Regions from separate parts of the Mus musculus genome. Here regions 1, 2 and 4 are each linked to region 3. The links are chromatin loops, found by intact Hi-C in ENCODE. Cell type or tissue: left cerebral cortex. All regions are shown on one strand.

Region 1 (5,000 bases), 380 kb before region 3:
GGACATGCTAGAGGCAGTAGAAAACTAGATCTTTGTTTTCTCTCTGATACAGCAGGCCAAGTCCACTGCTAGGCATCTGTTTCCAAAAAGGAATTATAAAAACCCATATGAATCAGATAAAGAAGTGTCCCAGCTTGCTTGGGGTAGTTATAATAAACTTCTGGTCTTGGTGTAATTACTGACATCACTCTTTCATTTCAAGAATGTACGCCTTCTGTCTGAGGCTACTTGTGTTTGCCACTATTCTCATCTTCTTGTGGCTGCAACCAATAGTCAACAAGAAGCAACTTAAGGGAAGAAGGGGTCATTCTGGCTGAAAACTAAAGATGCAGCTTATCATGGTATGACAGGCATGATGGCAGGCATGTGAAGTGACCAGTTACACTGGATCCACAGTTAGGAGGTGAAGGGCAGACAAGAAGTGGTAGTGAGGTAAGCAGGGACCCACTCCTTCTATATATGAGTGCATATATGTTCACTCAGTCTCTCTCTCTATCCTCCCTGTCCCCCCCCCCCCATCAAAACTATAAAGGTCCAAAGTCTTTTCTGACACTCAGTGCAATCTTGTGATTGCATTTTACAGGGACTCCTGTAAAAAATTTTTTTAAATCATTAGAAGTTACACACTTCTAATATACAATGGCACAGAGTAAAGATTTCCATTCCAAAAAGAGGCAATGGAAACATACGAAAGAAAAATTAGAACAAAGCAAGACTTCAACTCAACCCTCCAGACCACAAGACTCTGCAGCTACTTATCCAGCATCTGGGACTCATGACTCTCATCTGGGCTCCAAAGGTCTTGGTTTGCCCTGCTCCCCCAGCTCTTCTACCCACAGCACACAAAGCTTATCTCTTGGGCCAGCTCCATTCCCACCTGCTGTTCACGTTGGAAGATGGTCTACTGTCCTGAAATCAGCACCACTGTAGAATCTCCACTGTACCTTAGACTTCATCTTCAGAACGTCACAAAAACATCTTTTCAGGGCCTGGCCTCAGTGATCTTTTGAAGCCTTGTCTCAAGACTCCATTGGTCCCTCACTGTTGCATCTCATATGCCTATAAAACCAGTATTCACCTTGGCTGCTGCAGCAAACTTCTACAACAAGCTTCAGATGGAGTCTGGCCCCTTTGGATCAAAGCTACAGTGATGTCAGTATGTCTAGGTGGATGACTATGGGAAAATATTTTCAGCGGGAAGTTTTATTTGATCAGGGAATTCTTTGGACAGCATTTTTAGCTCAGGCTACCTCTTTTCAAATGAAGTTGCATGTCCACCAATTGGAACCATTAGTGGGCAGGGCCTTACCACTGGGGCACGTGTCCTGTTGCCTCATCTTTTTGGTTGCTTTTTCTCCCTCATTATCTGAAACTTCACAGTCACTTACTGCTCTTCTCAACAAGTCGGCATTTGTCATATTTTTCTGCTGCATTTGTCACTCTCTCCCATAGCAGAACCTGGTTAAGAGCAGTGAACAGTATCATGACATGGCCTAAACCCTATCCTGTCTTGTGATTTACTCTGCCAACGAATTAGTACATTACTTTGGAATTCTGCCTCAAAGTCGGTAGAATGAAGCCAAGCTGCTCCTCCTCCCCCTCCCCCTCCTCTTCCCCCTCCTCCTCCTCCTCAAAAAATGTGTGTGTGTGGTGGGGGGTAGTCAAAGCACAATTTAATCCATTTGGGTTTTTTCCTTCCACATTTACATGCGTTCTGACGTCAAACTCTTACAGCGGGCTCTCATGACAGGCACTTTTCCTGCTGAGCCTTCCCTGTCTGCGTGTCTCTCAGCACTGTTGTCTTCTGACTCCCACTAGTGTGGCCCATTAAGCTTACAGCAGTCTAAGGCGTCTGTAGTCCACAGTTCCACATTCTTCCACATTCCTTCTGAAAACCCATCCTCAAGGCCTACAAGTCACACCATCAGGCTTATCATAGCAGAACACTTCATCCCAATTTTCTCTACCATTTGCTGTTCTCACTGCTGTGACTAAACCCCAGCCAAGAAGAGACTTCAGGGAGGAGGGGTTTATTTTGGCCTATGGTTTAAGATGCAGACCATCCTGACAGGGAAGGCGTCACAGTTGGGATAGGAGGTTGTTGGTCGGCAGGAAGCAGAGAACAGACAGGAAGTGGAGCTAGACTCACCTCCTGTGACCCACAGCCTCCAGTGAGGTTCCACCTCCTGCAGTTTCCACAACCTTCCAAACAGCGCCACCATCTGGGGAGCAAGCGCTCGAGCACGTGAGCTCTGGGGCACACTTTCACACGGAAACCACAGCAGATTTGCCGCGATGGAAAATAGAAAGGCAAAGTGTGTTAGGCTCTTGCTATTTAGCACAGAGAAGCAACAGACAAAATGTGCTTGTAGCAAAAACACTTGCATCTTAAAAGCAAGGCTGGATGGGAAGAGAAACAGATTGGGTTTATAAAAGTTACATTTGCATGGAGTTAAGTCCACAGCAAAAACTATACATTCTACAGAACTGTAAAGCAGCCAAAGGGTGTGGTCAGAACTGTTACCATAAGGCAGGAAAGGGAATAAGCAGGATGCACGAGGCAGAGTGGGAGGGGTCTCGGCTGGACCAAAAAAAAAAAAAAAAAGCTAATGAACACAGAGAGATGTGATAGTTCTGCCTCAGGACCTGGATTTAAAAAGTAAGAGTATGTTGATAGCAAAATACATGGAACTGAGGGAATTTTTAAAAAGTACTCAAAAAAAAAAAGAACTATTCAAATGTGAGCTTTCATGGTAACGAGGTTTTTATTTATTTATCCCCTCCCACCTCTTTGAAGTTTCACAGAGCGCTGGATGGAGGCTGCTTAAATCACTACTTGAAATCGGACAAAATGAATGTTAAAATGTTTAGACAAAGAAGCAGCCGCGCATGTATATGGAACTACAGCATCTAAGGCAAAAGCAGTGTGAAGCTAACATCTAAAAACCCCACAGCAGATGGGCCTGGAGACATGCCAGGGATGGGTTTCAGATTTGGCACAGAACTGGCCAAGCAGGCGACACACAGAAAGGAGATGCCCTCACATACAGGATCTGTGTTGTCGAAAGGAGGAACCACCCACAAACTTGAGAATCCTAAAAAGCAGGGCACGGTTCCCATTCTGAAGCCAGAGAAGTTTGTTCTCCGAGCTCCTTAAAGAGGGCAGCATGTGATGGACTACTGACCCAGAGAACTCATTTCCCCAGGAAGATCCATTCCAGGCTGTGTTGAGAAGCAGAATGTTAATTTACTCTAACGCAATTGAGGGCTCCTTGATTTCCACAGAACAACCAGGTTTCAGCTTGGTTGAAACCCCAGGACATATTCCTTGGTATCCATACCCCAGTAGCCTTCAGAAACATGTGCTCTGCCATTAGGTCATAAATCACAAGGGCGGGAGACTCCTGGTCATTACAGCTCTGGCTAATAAGAACAGGGGAAAAAGGGGTTCTTCACTCAGATTCTGAGAGAGACGTGGTCTATAGGCCCCTGAGGAGCAGGTGAGAGACTCCCCCCATCTCTTTCTGAAATAGTTTCAACTGCCATTAAATTTGTATCGACTGTAAGCCAAACCTAGTAAGCGTTGTAGAGTGCATAGAAATCCAATTTGCTGCTGCTGTCCAGGGACAGGACTCAATGTTTAGTGGCAGACATGTGCAAAAGGGGTTCACTCTGAGAAATGCTCTTCAGATGTACACTTGGAGGAAGAGACAGAGACAGACAGAAAGACAAATGACAGAGACCAATAGAGATAGAAGCAGAGAGACAGATACAGAGAGAAAAACCTGTGACATTCTGTTTTACTGGATACAGAATTTGGGGCCGATACAGTTCATCAAGCTATTTTGAAGCCTGGTATAAATAAACCTTGAGCATATCCAATTATACTTGATTTTGTATTCACCAAGCAACTCCTGCTTATTAATTCAATTTCCAAGAGTCTGAGAAAGGAAGTGGTAGATGTGCCAAAGCCGCTGTAATTATTCCCTCCCTGCAGCCAGGCCTCATGCAGTGTGACTTTGAGATTCTTCCCTGCAGTGCACACAGCCCAATTCCTTACCTCTCTCTCGACTGGCCTTGTGTTATGTCGTGGTCAGTAGACCAGTGTGCCAGAGTTGAACCTAGGTCTCAAGACCTAGGCGTGCACCTCTCCCATTCACTGAATCATATACAACCACCATGAAATGGACATGGGCCAACCTGTGCTACGATGAGAAAGAATGCCTATATAGCTCTGTTTGCTGGCAGGCTGACATAGGGCTATGGGATTTTTCAAAACACTCCTCCATTCCCAGTTTACCTGTGAGGAGAAGGATCTAGAAGAGAGGCATAGTAAGAATTCAACATACAGACATGGAAATGGTCGGAGGACAGTGAATGCTAATTACTCCCACTGGATCAAGCCTCCTGTGCTGGCTAGTTTGCACTGTCAACTCAACAAGCTAAAAATCACTCAGGAAGAGGGTCACACTTGAGGAAATATGTGGAGCAGATTGGCTTGCAGGGATATCTGTAGGGGATTTTTCTTAATTGTTAATTGATATGGAAAGATTAATTGATAAAGAAAGATTGTTAGTTGACATAGAACAATGCAACTCACTGTGGGTGATGACATCATTTCCTAGGCAGGGTACCCCTGAGTGGAGCAGAGAGAGCTAGATGAGAGAAAGCAAGCAAGCAAGCAGCATGCATGCATTAGTTCTCTCTGCGTGGGATGATGACTGTGCTATAACTAGCTGCTTAAGTTCCTGTCACTGGGCTGGAGAAATGGCTCCATGGTTAACAGCACTGTTTGGTCTTCCAGAGGACACAGGTTTGATTTCGGCATCCATATGGCACCTTGCAACTATCTGTAACTAAACTTCCAGAGACTACAACAGTCTTCTAGCCTCCTCAGGCTCTGGACACCCACATGGTGGACATGTAGGCAAAACACTCATACATATAAAATAAAACAACTCTTAACTAGGTGATGCATACCTTTGATCCCAGCAATCAGG
Region 2 (5,000 bases), 230 kb before region 3:
TTGGCTTGCTCACAGAGATGAATGTAGCTCTGTGGGGAGAAAAAAATTGGTGACAGCCTCAGGCCAATATTTATTAAGAAAAGCAGGTCTCAGTGAAATAGCCCATGAGGTACTCATGCCTGTTAACACCCCTGAGTACATATGGAAGAAGTCCCTTCTGAAAGGAAGTCTTGAGGTGACTGTGCCTCAGCAACAGCCTTATGAGAGACCCAGAGCTGGCAGCTTAGTGCTGTGTGAATGAAAAGTGAAGGAGAAAGAAAGCCCAGGAAAACCCTGCCTAGACTTCAGGTCTGTAAAACTGTGAGATCATAGCACTGTGTGGTAAGCTGCTGAGTTTGGGCTCATTTGCTCCCTAGCTATAAATAACTGATGTGGTAGTGCCCTGCATAGTGATGTTTTGTTCAGTCTTAGATTATGTATTACCCAGGAGTCCAAGAAGATTCCAATGAAGTCATATCATTGCTCCTTCTGATGTTATTGCCTAGCGATGTCACTCACTGTACAACACCCACCTCACATTTGTGGTAAGGCTGCTGTAGGCAGCCTTGTACTCCTGGTTATATAAACTTATAACCTAAGGTTGACCAGATGGCTCAGTGAACAAAGGTTCTTGCTGCCAAACCTGATGACCTGAGTTTAGTCTCCAGGATCCACACTGTGAAAGGAGAGAAAGCAGATTCTCACAAGCTGTCTTCTGACCTCTACAAGTACCCTGTGGCAAGAGAATCCTCCCACAGAATCAATAAGCAATATAATAAAAACCAGTATAGCCTATACGATTACATGTAGCATATATCGTGATGGTGGGCAGTTTATGTATTATAATATTGCTCATTATATTTTGTTGCATATTCCCTTTGCATATAAAAATGTGTGCTGTAAAACTAAATGGTGTAGTGCTGCAGTGGCTTCAGACAGTTTGTGTTTATGGTGTCTCCTGATTGCACTGGGAGGCTGAGAGGCTGCCCTGCCCTATCTGCATTTGAGCAAGCACATTCTCTGATGCTCAAACAGTGATGAAATGGCCCCATGGTGCAGATCTCCAAACACGTCCCCATGTCAGCAACTCGTGTCTACATAATGACAGAATTGGAAGTGGACTGTGGACTTTTTGCCTTCTGTTCCTGGCTCTGCACACTGCTCTGAATGGTGGCTTTAAGCCCCATGCAATGACCATCAAAAGCCCATGCTCTCCTACACAGTCAAAGGGGTTCTCATTTGCTGGCTAAACAAAAACACGTCCCAAGCATCAAGATGGCTCCTGTTTATCAAAACTCAGAGCAGGATAGTTTTAACAGGAACACACTTACTCCATTGTTAGGTATGATACTATTCCTGTCTACAGAGATTTTAAAGTTACTTTCAATGTATTCCTGACCCCACTGCTCACAGCTGTGCATCGGGTTGGGGGTGGGGAAGCCACAGGCAGAGCCACTCAGATGACCGTGGTTTGTCTCGGTCCTTCATGGGAATGAGACATGAACTGAAGGCAACAGGACCAGGTCCCACAGAGAGTCCTCTGCTTCCTCTTTTGTCATCCACAGGATTATTCCTCCAGCCTTGGCTTGATGACAACCCTTCTGCCCTGCCACCTTCTGAGATCTTGAATAATTATATCCTTTCTTTGTGCAGCTCCTGAAGTGTGGCTCCATCTTGCTCCCCAGAGCAGTCTCCTTTTCTATACATTTATCTCTCCATCGTTGTTCAGTGATTATCCTGCAATTCCCCTGCTATAATTTTCCTTCATGCCATTGCACACTTGTACAAATACATACCATCTCCTGCTTGGTGCAGGATCTTGGGAAATGGCTGAAAAAAAAACTTCATCTGTGATAAAGTTCTTCATCTAAGGAGGGGGAAATGGGGACCGTCTTTGGTCTTCAGTAAATGTAGGGAACCCTGCTGGGAGATTCACAAAGAGATTGTCATTTGAAAAGGTTATGGTTGTTTGGAGATTATATTCACTTCTTTCCTAAGATAGAACATTCTGATTAAAATGAGCATATTAGATGCTTTCTCTCCTCTCTCTCTCTCTCTCTCTCTCTCTCTCTCTCTCTCTCTCTCTCTCTTTCTCCTCTCAAATTTTACTAACTGTGCTCCACCTAGGGGTGAAGAGAGAGCAGGCATGTGTACTAACTACCCTTGCCTCAGGGTGCCTGCAGGGCTCCTGCATAACTCTTTGTCTTTTGTCATGTCTACAGAAGCTTAGGACAACTGTGTTCCCTTCCCATCCCCTGACCTTCCAGCCTCTAGGACATCATTTGGGAGACACTCCAGGCATTGCTTCGGTTCACCACAAATAGGACCCAAGGCAGAATCAGTGAATTCTATGCCTTGTCTTGTTTTTCTAGAGGCATCCTCAAGAGCCTGTTTCATTTTGTGATTTTGAAAGCTTTGTTTTCTATAATTTCAAAGCTTTGTTTTAGTTCTGTCTTTCTTCCCCCTGACTCTTTAATCTTTTTGCTTTAGGACGCTGAAAAATGAAAACACTGTAAGATACAAGCTTAACATGCATGGCTGACACCAGGGGCTAAGAACAGTCACATTCATACCATAGCAGCAAAGCTCACAGCATTGGGGACAATGCAGGATGGAATCTGGGAGACAATAAATGAAATTCACATTTATGTATTTAGTTTGGACTTCGGGAACTTAAGAAAATGTTTGCTTTGTGTTCTTATCAAAACATGCTCATTCCTGTTTTTCTCATGAATACCCTGAAATTCAGAGAAGTTCTAAGATGTGTGTGTATGAGTACGTGTGTGTGTGTGTGTGTGTGTGTGTGTGTGTGTATGTGTATGTGTGCATGCAGATTCAACACACATGTGTGGACTGGTGTATGCATTTATATGTGTGGAAACTAGAAGTCAACTCCAGCTGTTATTATGCAAAAAAGTCTATCTTTGGGTGTTTGTTTGATTTCTGGGGTGGGGAGCACACATATACGGAAAGTATATGTGAAGGCCAATTTGTGGTTTCAGGTAACCATTCTCTACTACAGATAGCTTAGTTAAACCAGAGCTCCCTGATTTACCTAGTCTAGGTAGCCAGCTTGCCCACAGATCTCTGCCTCTGGCTCTTGAGTGCTGGGATTACAGTGGGCATGCCATCATACCCATCTGGCCTTCCCATGGGTACTGAGGATCAGAACCCCAGTCCTGTGCTGGCTATACAAGTTCTCCTCCCAACTAGTTCCTCACCCCTGCCTTGGATATGCGGATGGGGGAGTCTCTCCCTGGGGCCTGGGGCTCAGTGAATTGGCTAGACTGGCTAGCCAGTGAATCCCAAGGTCCCTGCTGCCTCCAACACCCTAACTCTAAAGTTACAGACACATGCCACCGTGCCCACATGCCACCGTGCCCACATGCTTGCGTGGGTGACGGGATGATGCTCAGGTCCTCGTGTTTGTGCAGTAAGTACTTTACCCAGTGAACCATTCCCCTGACTGCAGGTTTCTCTATCCATAGTGGTAGAATTGTAGAATGAGTTAGGGGAGACACTGCTGGAACCTGATAACACACCTCCTACCAACACACCTCCCTCCTCTCTTCTGCCTTCTGGCTCTCATGCTTTACTTGTTTTCATGAGTTTTTGTTTTTGCTTTGGAGGCTTTTTTGGTGTTTGTTTGTTTGTTTGTTTGTTTTTGTTTGGGGTTTTGGTTTTCTTTGTTTGCTGCTTGCTCTGAGAAGCTGATACTTTGCAAGAACTGAAGAAATGTCTTTAGAATAGCAAATCACATTACTTTAGAGCCTCAGATGGCTTGGTCTAGTCTCCTTAGTTTACCTAACTTTTGTTTGTTTGTTTGTTTGTTTGTTTTCAGCAGAGGTTGTATTTTGCACTGGCCTTAGCTAAGCTATCTACATTTCCAGCTGGGTACTAGAAAGAAGCAGATGGTAGATGAAGATAGATGAAGAGTCCAGAGCTGGTCTGCATTGAGGATGGTCGGAGTTGAAGTAAAGGGAAAGAAGGGTGGACAGAGCTTATGCACTCAATTATGTTGTATTTGGAGTGTATTTGAAGACCATGTCTTTAAAGAGGTGAAGGTAAAATACAATTTGACAGATGTCCTTACAAGAGATTCAAGGGGTTTACACACTCATACACACACACACACACACACACACACACACACACACACACACACAGGAGAGAGAGAGACAGAGACAGACAGAGAGACAGAGAGAACTACAGAAAGACACAGGTGGGCCTATAAACTAAAAACAGGCTTCAAGCAAAGAGAATCTGCCAGTGCACTAACCCTTGACTTCCCATCCTGCAAGACTGACAGAAAGTAAACCCTGCACTTTAACCCACCTAGTTGTGGTATTTTGCTCTAGACGCCATGACTGAGTCTGATACCAAGGTCACACTGAGAACATTGATCAGAAGCAAGTGAGGACAGAAAACAGAGAATAGAGTGGAACAAAACACAGGTCCAGCATCTGAAGAGCAATCAGGTGCAGGTTAGAGACAGCCCCATAAGAGGCAGTTTCAGCTGACCTCAGTGTCACCCCTTCAGTTAGAGTGGGCTCTCTCTTAATAGATTCAAAGCACCTGATACGACCAGTAAACGCTCCCAAGCCTACCATGCAGTCTGCTCAACCTCCATGCAGGACAGAGTATCTGTGAGCAGTGGGGGTGGGGGATGGGGGGAAGAAAGGGAAGCAGCAAAAGGACAGATATTCGAAGCAGAAGTCCTTAAGTGTGAGAATGAGCCTCCACAAACAGCCATGAGTTAAGAACCAGGTCCCTCCAGCGATGCCTGCATCCCAGCATCCGAAAAGCTGAGACCTCAGTAACAAGAAGGCTTTGCACACACAATTAAGGGCTCAGACATTGAGTTTAGGTGATGATCCTGGTCACTTATGGGGATCCAATAGATCATAAGGGACTTTGGAGAGCAAAGAGGATCTCAATCAGGAAAGGCCATGCCTCCATAGAGTCAGTTGATAGAATGAGTCTCAAGATGGAGCCAAGAGATGCAGGTATGTAGTCGTAGT
Region 3 (5,000 bases):
TCTTGGAGGCTGAACATGCTAATCATAAATACAGCACGCAAGCCTGTCAACAGTTAATGGTACAGCCCTCTCCTCCAGCACCCAGTTGCACACAGAAAGACGGAGACCAGCGGCTTTTGATGTGTTACACACCTACACATGCCTGGGATGTAGTTCTACTGAATCTTCAAGACGGCAACGAAAAAGGATATTTACCTTACCACTATCAGCAGGCCGGCTATCGGAAATCACAGTTAGTGGGGATAAAATTAACAAGCCGGCAAAGCAGCGAGCTGCTAGTCTCTTCATCAGCTGATCAGGAAAAAAAAGAGAGCTGGGAAAGGCTATGTTTTCATATACAAGTAATTTTATTTTACTGAAAATTTAATACTGGAAGGGTTGTGGATACTCAAATCTGCTGTTTCATTCTACCTACGACCAGGCCCCAAGCCTTCCTCCTCCAGCCTGTTTTAATATTGACAACTACTTATCATATTGTTCCCCCCTTATTATTCCAGGCAGCAGAATTAGAGATTTTTAGCTCAGGTGGTTGCTGAATCTTGCTTGCATTTTTAACAATTAAGCCAATAAGAAAACAAATGAATATTCAAATGTATTTTTTAAAGATTAAAGCAAAGATTTTTTGTTGTTGTTGTATTTTATGCTTCATCTTAGTCTTTTTTTTTTTCCCCTGAAAAGATATGCTGCATGGTTTTGGAGCAGTCTAAAACGATTTTAACACAGAAGAAAAACACCCGCGCCCTCCCCCGCCCCCGCACCCCCCCCCCCAGATGCATGTAAGTAAAAGCAATGTGTATGTTCTCAGGTTCCTGTATTTTAATACAGTGTTATTTTTTCTCTATAAAAAAAAATCTCAAATAACTGTGATACTTCACTTTCGGTTTTCATACTGCAAAATTTTTCACTGTTTTTTTTTTTTTCTTTTCAGTGGGATCCGTGAGGAGGGGGAGGTTGTGAAAAGAGTATTTCTGTTCTACCCCCCCCCCCATTCTGAAAAAAAAAACGGGGAACAAAACATAAGCTTGTGATATTTGGACTTTTAAATCTCTACGCCTGTGAGTACCTAAGAAGGAAAACAAATTAAATTGCAAACAGAACTAGTCAAACAAATGTTTATTACAACTGCTAATACTGCAGATTCCTATTAAATTTACGTTCTGGAGTTACAGGAAAACACACAAAGTACTGACCATTATTCCCCTTAAGTTAAGGTTTTTATGCAGGAATGCAGAGAGCTACCGAAATCTTCCCTCCTCCCCAAAGACCGGGAACACATCTATATGCAGGGCTTCATGTTCTGTGGTTTCTAAGGGGCTTTTTCTAATGGAAATCAATTCCCTCCATATTTCCCGATGCTTTTCGCACTTCAAGAGTTAGACTTAAGATTTCTCTTGCTTGTAAGGGAAATTATGGGGGCTTCTCTGATTTAAAAATATTATTTGTTAAGCTAGCTCAACGGACAACTTAGCTGGGGGGGGGGGGGAGATTAAAAAAAAGAAGAAGAAGAAGAAAAGAAACCAAACAAAAACAAAAACAAAAAAAAAAACTTGCAACACAATGCTAAAAGTACTACCCCCAGAAAGAATTCCCTTCCAAACCTTTTACCAGCACAATAATGAAATAAATCACAGAAGCAAACCCCCAGTTTCCGACTGGTGACGTGTTGCGCAAGAGAGCGAGCCCTAATTCAACATACAGACGGCTCCCATGCTGAACCGCCTCTAGATTTAATGAAGTGAATAGGAAGGAAGTCGGGGGGAAAAAAAGTGTACAAATAAGAAATTAACACTTTCCTTCCCTACCTAAATGGTGAGGCACAACTACAGGGAAGTTTGGTGAGGTACCTCTTTCCTTAAAGGCACACTGCACTCTTTCGGGTCCGGACGTCACGAAAGAACCCATATGGTGCTAAAAAGCCCCAGCCAAGTTAAAAGAGTTAAGCATACTTCAGCCTGCGTGTGTGTGTGTGTGTGTGTGTGTGTGTGCTTTTTTTTTTTTCTTCCTTGAATGAAGCTAGAAATTACTCCTTCCTCCACTGGATGGCAACCTTCTTCCCCCCACCCTCTTCCTTTCTCGCTCTCCTTTCTTTCTTTCAATTTTGCTTAAAAGAAAAATACGTTTTCACGAAACAGGATGTGCACGCACAGGCGAGGGAGGGACAGGCTTGCTCTCCAATGATTCTTAAGAAAGTAGCGGTGCTGACAAGGACGGCCGGGAGGCGGCCATGCAGGGACCAGCTCCGGAGCAGACACCGGAGCTTGTAAAGCACATGGTAGCCCCGATAATCAGCCACACGTGCTGGCTTCCACCGTGCCTCTCTGTCATCCAGACACACGCCAACTACATCTTTCACTGAATGAGGGAAGGTCTCGAAAGCCGGCATTATGCTCCTTCTCAGCCAGGGGGTGGGGGATGTGGGGGCGGGGGTGGAGTTACACGTGACATCCCCCATCACAGCGGAGCAGCTTCAGGATTGTGAATAGGTAAACAGCGGCGGGAGAACAAAAAGCCACTCTGCCCATTGTTCCCACCCTTGCCTCCTCGCTGAAGCACCCGGCAGTGTGATAGGGCCCTCTCACTATGGCCCAAACCATCTCTAGGAAACACGTAAAGCAGGAATTCTGGAGATCACTAGACTATAGATGGTAAATAGAGGAAAAAGAAAAACAAACAAACCAAGCATATTCTGATAGTACACCTGGTATTTGTAGTATGTCTTCCCTGACAGATTTCTTTCTTTTCCCTCTAGGTGGTGATGGGAGAGGCTTTTCCTTTAGGGTCTCTAATTGGGAGGTGTGTGGGGGGAGACAGAGAGAGAGAGAGACGGGGGAGGGGGGAGGGGAGGAGGGAGGAAGGCATTCAGAGACACAGAGACATACACAGGCAGAGAGACTGTGTATGTGTGTGTGTGTCCATCAGGCTAAGTGTTAAAGAAAGGATGTGAATAAAAACTACAAACAACCTGGTGCTTTCTGGGGGAAATCTCACATCTCCAAAGGGTAATGTCCTAAAAGGCTAGGTCTCCTTCCGCTGAGACCCTAAACACCAAGAACACAGACATGATCCCCAAACCGGAAGAGTAACACTAACAACCAAATCACAGCATTCTTATGAGTTTGTAGTTCCACTGTGAGGCGTGCTCTTATAATAGCAATCTCAAAAAGTAACAGCAAACTGCTGCCAGGCCCTTTAGTCCCAGGGTGGGGAGGGCAGGGGCAGAACTCCAGACCCAGGACTTGGGACAATGGCTACAGTTTCGATTATTACAGTCTCCAAAAGCAAAGTATTAAGAAAGGTGTACATAAAACCTCCAAACATGGGGTGTGGGGGGTGACCAAAAACTGCAAGGTGCCACTCACAGGACAGGAGCTCAGTGGTCAACTAGGTTGCAGATCTAGGAGCTCTGATGTGACAGCTGCGTAAGATTTTTAATGTACTTCATTTTACCGATATGTGCACTTTAAGTGATGAGAACCAAATATTCTGTATGTATCCTTACTAAAACAAGCGTCTTTAGAAAGCCAGACCCTGAATCCTCTATAAATGAGGAGAAGAATCTCAAAAACGGCAGGTCCATATACGGCAGGTCCGTACACGCGGCCACTGGCTCGGCACAGAGCATATAACGCCAGGACATTTTTGGCAGTTTGCCTTTCAGGGTTCCAACAGGTGGCACGCTCAGTCTTGTCCTGCCCAATGACTACAAGCTCCCTCAGGAATCCTCACAGGTTCCCCCATCCACTGTTACTAAGGAAATGCCCTGGTGTAAGAAGTTACCCACATAGAGAACATGCCTGTTCTCAAATGGTCTGTTTGCTAACAAATGCCTCCCATAGTTAGGAGACGGGTTAATCTGAAGGCTGGGGAGCTCATGGGATAGGATCTCCACCCAAATGATGGAACAGCAAAATATTGATATATTCACCCAATAGGCTGACCCCCATTTACTTCATTTGAAGATGGGGTCTGGACATGTAGCCCAAGCTGGTCTTGAACAAGCTGATCTTGAACTAGAAATCCTCCTGCCTCAGGTTCCAAAATGCTGGGAATATAGACATGTAACCATCCACTTATTATTTTCTTCCTCCTCCTCCTCCTCCCCCCCCCCCCCCCCCCCGCGCTGAGAGCTGAGAGACAGGGTTTCTCAGTGTAACCAGCCCTGCCTGTCCTGGACTTGCTTTGTAGACCAGGCTGGCCTCAAATTCACATAGATCTGCCTGCCTCTGTCTCCCACATGCTGGGATTAAAGGCGTGTGTGTACCACCGCACCTTCATTCACTTATTTCAAGTATTTGCTCTCTTGAGAGTCAAGTGCACTTGCCATTCTCCCTGAACGTAAACATACAGTGCTGGCCTAGATAGACCTAGTTGGGAAGCGAGCAACCTTGGCTTAACGCATTACAGGTAAAGTAAGTTTTGCAAAATGAACCCAGGTGCTTCCTTGGCTCTGGTGGCCTAGGGAGCCATTTAAAGAGCCGGGTGGGACTGGGTAGGTGGGGGGAAGGGGTGGAACAAACAGAGCTGAGGCATATTAAGTACATCCTTTCGATGTGGAATTTAAAGCAGGAAAATTAGTATAGGGAGAGGCAAAGTTATTTCAAGCCTCTAAGAGCTATTCGCGTGCCAGGTATGGAGGTACACACTTGTAATCTCAAGAATCTAGGAGGCTGATCCCAAGTTCAAGAATACCCTACACACCAAGGCCCGTTTCAAGTTCCCACCCTCCACCCCACCTTTGAGCAGTCTGAAGCTTGTCTTAGTCAGGCTTTCTATTCCTGCACAAACATCATGACCAAGAAGCAACTTTGGGAGGAAAGGGTTTATTCAGCTTACACTTCCACAATGCTGTTCATCACCAAAGGAAGTCAGGACTGGAACTCAAGCAGGTCTGGAAGCAGGCGCTGACGCAGAGGCCATGGTGGAATGTTACTTACTGGCTCGCTTCCCTTGGCTTGCTCAACTTGCTTTCTTATAGAACCTAGGACTACCAGCCTAGGGAT
Region 4 (5,000 bases), 100 kb before region 3:
TAGTCAGTACACCGGTTCTCTTTTGTTATTGTATTAAGACAGGTTTCATGTAGCCCAAGGTAGGCCTACGCAGCCAAAGATGCCCTTGAACTCCTGATCCTCCTACCTCTAGCTCCCCAGGGCAAGGATTACAGGTGTGGCCGGCCATATCTGGGTTTATACAGTACCCCCAAACTCTGCCAGTTATACACGACAGTGCATGCTTATGATCCAAGCATTCAGAAAGTAGAGTGAAGAGAATGGTGAGTTTGAAGATGGACTCCATAGTGAGTGTTAGACCTGTCTCAAAAATAAAATAAGACTACAGCAATTTATTCAGTCATCCACAAATATTTATTGAGCATCTACTATGTGTTAGGCTCTAGGACTAGACAACAGGCAATGAAATAAGTCACTGAGAAAGCATTCATTCTGGAAGATGATAATCAGAATACATCAGGTCATGTATGCTATTAATTAGGTGGTAATGGGTGGGTGTTGGAAGAACAGTTAAGTAGAAGAGGAAAATAAAGTTTGAATAAGACACAATGAACTTAGAGAAGACCTCAGAAGTGGCGACATCTAGAAGTAAAGGGATTAATTGTGCAAATAAGCTGGTAAGATGCTATAAGTATCCCAGGTGCCCAAAGACATCAGAGGCCAAAGTGGGCAGCATACATGCCTTTCTTCTCCCTTGAATGGTAGATAACATCTTTTTAAGCTTTTTTCTTTTTTAAATGACTAGAGACTTCTAAGCCAGCTTTAACACATCCCTACAGTTTGGGAAAGATCAACAATCTGACATGTACACAGTCCCCAGAACCAATGGTACACAGCTCAAAGGAGACCAAAGACAAGGTTCAACCTCTTACTTGTCTGAATAGTTCAACGTTCTTGAGGAGAATCACAGAAGGACTTCTATCTAAATCATTATCCCGAGGGGGAAAAACCCTTCCAGTCAGGCTCTCTGAGAGCGGCCTCTGTTAGACTGAGGAGGGCATGGTGGAAGCTTGAGGACATGTGGTCCAGTTGTAAAGGGAAGTGAAGAACTTGAAGAATTCCAGCAGGATGTGAATGTGTTAAAGTGAATTGTAGAAGCCGGGACGTTGGGGGTGGGAGGGACGGGGGACATCCGAGACTCTCTTTTAGATGATCTCATTGTACTTTAAATAAACAAAGATTGCCTGTCCACCCCACCAACCTCACCCCTCCCCACCCTCCCCACCCTACCCCAGCCTACCTCAGCCCGGAAAGGATCTCAGAGAGCCAGAGTCTGCTCTGAGAAGTAAGGTCTGACTTCTAAAGATGGCAGTGGCAAAGCCACTCCATGCCTGCTTTCTGATGCTGCTTGGTCTCTCTTCCCTCTGCTTCCTTGTGAGAAAGGAATATAATGAGTTTAGTATTTGAGCACGAGAGTCATTCTGAGACTCTCTCGCTCTCACATGCATATAGTATAATATCAAATGTCACAGAAAGCCTGTGACTCCTCAGAGGAGGTGACTGTAATGATGAGTTAATTCATGTGTTTTAGTTTTGAAGAATGACAGGCACAGTATCGTGAGTGTAATGTCTTGACTGGTCATGATTTTTATGGACTACAATATATTCAGCCTCAGCTGTACCTTCCTGCAGTGCGTAGCTTCTAGATTTAAAAATGCTTGGGGCTAAAAGAGTGGGGTGGGAGGAGCTTATGGGGCCTGTCCTTATGGGATACAATGCCCTTATGGGGCCTGTCCTTATGGGATACAATGCCCTCTTCTGGTGTGCACTCATACATAAATGATTTTTTTTTTAAAAAGTGCCAGCCAAATCAAAAAGAAAGAAAAAGAAAAAGAAGAGGAAAAGAGGAAGAGAAAGAGGGAGAGGGAGAGGGGGAGAGGGGGAGAGGGGGAGAGGGAGAAGAAAAGAGAAGAGCAGACAAAGCCAGTGAGTCTCAGGAAAGTTGCTTTGGATCACAAAAAGTTCCTGACTCATTTCTTTCTCTTCTCCCTACCAAAATGCATCAGAAGACTGATAGTGTATGTACCAGAAAGACGCCTTGCCGAGACACAGAAAGTTTCACTGGTTGCTAGGTGGAGTGAGTGTGCTAGTTGCCAAGTCTATACTTGTCAAATGGGAGGAGTCAGGCTAAGCTCAAAATTAGAAGTAATTTTAGGAAGACATCTTGGGAAGCTGAGATCCGCCTATTTTAACATTAAGTAAACACTTTCGCTACACCCTGCACTCAGCTAAGTGCTCGGAAGGAATGTAAGAAGTCTAGCAGATAGCCCCTGCTCAACATTTAGCATTTAATTAAAGCACATACTTGACTAAGCGTGGTGAGAGACATGACAGAAAGAGAATGTATGAGTCTTGCTTTCTAGAAGTTCATGCTTTTGGGGGGAAACAAAAGGTCCTTACTTAAAGGCATTTAAGACATAATGGGGGCAGGAAGCACCAGTGCCGGGGTGGTTAGCACAGAGTGGAAACATTCACCCAGGCTGGGCTGCAGTGTGTCCACTGATGAGAAAGGACTCGGCTCATACCTGTGATTGGTTTCTGAAGAAGTATGTCTCTCAGGAAGCCACAAAGGATTTCAGGCAGTTAGCGCAATGCTGTAAGATAGGTTAAGCAATTCTGGTGATATGTAATGTGTCCAACAGCGTATGAAAACTTAGTAACACCATGCCTGTAATCCCAACATTTGGAAAGTAGAGGCAAGGGGAGCTGGAGTTCAAGGCCATTGTGAGCACTGTGATGAGTTCAAAGCCAGGTTGGGATGCATAAGATGCATAATACTCTATCTGAAGGAAAAAACAAAAATCTGTGAACGGGGTTACCGTATGACCCAGTAATTCTGTTAGTAAATCTTTAACCCTCCTGTGTGTGTCTCTATGCTATATAAAATCGTGTATTAAACAGTCATAGAGATACTATTATAGCATTCCAAAGTAGAACCATACCAAGTTTCTTTGAACTGATGAATGGATAAACAAATAGTCATATCTACATGATGGGCTTGTATTAGACAATTGGAGAAAAAAGGGGGCACTGGCTGCTGTGTAACTCAAAGGTAGAATACAAGGCTGTCATGTACAGTACTGTAGATTCAATCTTGACAGCCAAAATAACAAGCCAACAACTTATAATTGGGCTGAACCTTGAAAACATTATTCTCAGTGGAAGAAGACATACCATGCGAGTCTATTTATATAAACACAGAACTGTCCAATCTTCAAACAGAAAGTAGATCAGTGCTCTCCTGGGACTGAGGAGGGAAGGCAGTATGATGTGGTTTCTTAGATATAGATGGGGACTTGTGAGAGGAGTGGGAAAATATTCTCAAGTTACCTAGTCAGAATGGCTCCCCAACCTGGGGTGTGTGAACTTTACAGTACATAAATTGTGTCTTAACAAAACTGTTGTTATTAACAATAATAATTTTAAAATGACAAGTCTGAGACTATGAACTCTCACAAATTTCCTAAAAATAATCACTCCTATCAGTGATATTATAAAACAGACACCTCAGGAAAGATGGCTAGTCATAGGTAGGTATGCATTACCACAGTGTGCGTGTGTGGGAATTAGTTCTCATTCTATTATGTGTCTTCTGGGGAGTAAACTTAGCTTATCAGGCTTGGCCTTGTTGACCCCCAGTGTCATGTATGAATTTTGAAATCCAGTGGGCCCTGGAACCAATCCATTTAGGATACCTCGGATTAACACTGTGTGTGTGTGTGTGTGTGTGTGTGTGTGTGTGTGTGTGGTGTCAGAGATAGAGGAAGTGAGGGAGAGAGCACATATACAACTTTCCATCATTGTGACAAACATTTGAACAACTTACTGTTTCCACAGAACATGGGGTTTGTTTTTTAGGTCATTTGTCTCATTAATAAAACAATTTTAAATGTGCTGGGGACCTCAAACCAGCCCATATATGTATGTGTATGTGTTTTGATTGGTGCAGCAGGATCAGAGGGGACACAGGGAGGGGGACTTGCCCACTCAGAGGCAAAGAGGAGGGGGGATGGAGGAGGAACTCTGTAACAGGAGACTGGGAGGGAGGGCAGCGCTTGGGAAATAAGTAAATAAATAAATAAATGAATAAATAATTTTTAAAAAATTTAAAATGAACTTGTAAGGAAGCATGAGATTGGTTTTATTGGAGTTTGAGAGAAAAACAACAGTACAGGCAGGCTGACAATCTTACCAACTGTCAGGAGAAGGGAGATGGAGGGGGAGGAGGAAGAAGAGGAGGAGGGAGAAGAGGAGGAAGAGGACTAGAAGGAGGAGGAGGGGGAGAAAAGAAGGAAAGAAAAAAAAAAGCAGCTACGCTATTTTTAAGCAGCCACATGGTAGATAGGCAGGTTCCCAGCTGAAAGGCTAGGGAAAACTTTAGAGAAAATAGTGAGAAAGCCCAGAGTGACCTGGAAAGCAGGCCCAAACTAGGGTCTGTATCTGAAAGAGATCGAAAGAAAGAGAAATTACATTTTTCTGAGTAGCTCAGGTGGGCAGGCTTAAGTATGGGGGATGAGTTTCTGAGAAGGATAAACACACTATCTCATTAAAGGGGTAATTATTCCTCCCATCTCCTTAGCATGGCATTAGCTGTATTGGTTATCCTAAGAGGTGGCTTCTTATAGTTTCGGTTCTGAGCCTAGCCTTTTAATGGCTGAGTCATCTCTCCAGCCCAAGAGGTGGTTTCTTAAAAAGATGATTAGCAGGCCCAGCTGAGTTTAAGGGAGGAGACAATAATATATAATGTTCTAACCTTTGGAGTAGATCAGCAGAATGTCTGGCCAAGAAAGTAGCTGTGTCATTTTTAACCAGCATCATGGTAGACGGGCAGTTTCCTGGTAAAGGGCTAGGGAGAACTTCGATGCCTTCTATGACCAGAGGTAGACCCCAGTTTTTGAGCCGAATCAGTGGCTCTCAACCTGTGGGTCACGAGCCCTTTGGCAAACCTCTATCTCCAAAAACATTTAAATTATGATTCATAATAGTGGCAAAATTGCAGTAATGAAATAGCAGTGAAAATC

The links. Hi-C counts contacts between places; a loop is a spot of excess contacts. Peaks named below come from ENCODE experiments on the same cell type or tissue, not always from the same donor. Only the 100,000 strongest peaks of a DNase experiment are listed, where the experiment ranks them.
Region 1: it touches region 3 in a loop (4-fold over the local background); 4 of 42 quality-filtered maps call a loop at or near these places.
Region 2: a loop joins it to region 3, with 2.0 times the contacts of the local background. A loop is called at or near these places in 4 of 42 quality-filtered maps.
Region 4: it touches region 3 in a loop (2.2-fold over the local background); 10 of 42 quality-filtered maps call a loop at or near these places.

Annotation. Positions count from the first base shown.
Region 1 is chr19:27,121,529-27,126,528 of GRCm38, reverse strand. All of the region lies in intron 6 of Gm35438 (a long non-coding RNA gene), which reads left to right. Among named protein-coding and RNA genes, the nearest start is that of Vldlr, 93 kb to the left of the region's middle. In left cerebral cortex, a CTCF peak has its summit at 2,224 (motif pointing left); DNase peaks (open chromatin) are centred at 2,338 and 2,987.
Region 2 is chr19:26,970,387-26,975,386 of GRCm38, reverse strand. No RefSeq gene overlaps it. Among named protein-coding and RNA genes, the nearest start is that of Gm815, 87 kb to the right of the region's middle. In left cerebral cortex, a CTCF peak has its summit at 2,137; a DNase peak (open chromatin) is centred at 2,125.
Region 3 is chr19:26,745,143-26,750,142 of GRCm38, reverse strand. All of the region lies in intron 27 of Smarca2 (SWI/SNF related, matrix associated, actin dependent regulator of chromatin, subfamily a, member 2), which reads right to left. Among named protein-coding and RNA genes, the nearest start is that of Gm46648, 76 kb to the left of the region's middle. In left cerebral cortex, a CTCF peak has its summit at 2,093; DNase peaks (open chromatin) are centred at 171, 699, 1,290 and 2,047; H3K4me3 peaks cover 2,989 bases; H3K27ac peaks cover 2,875 bases.
Region 4 is chr19:26,848,740-26,853,739 of GRCm38, reverse strand. It overlaps Gm46648 (a long non-coding RNA gene), which reads right to left. Exons shown (of 7, transcript XR_001782660.2): 3 at 2,505-2,573; 4 at 1,220-1,350. Among named protein-coding and RNA genes, the nearest start is that of 4931403E22Rik, 27 kb to the right of the region's middle. In left cerebral cortex, no CTCF peak of the experiment used is centred here; a DNase peak (open chromatin) is centred at 2,111.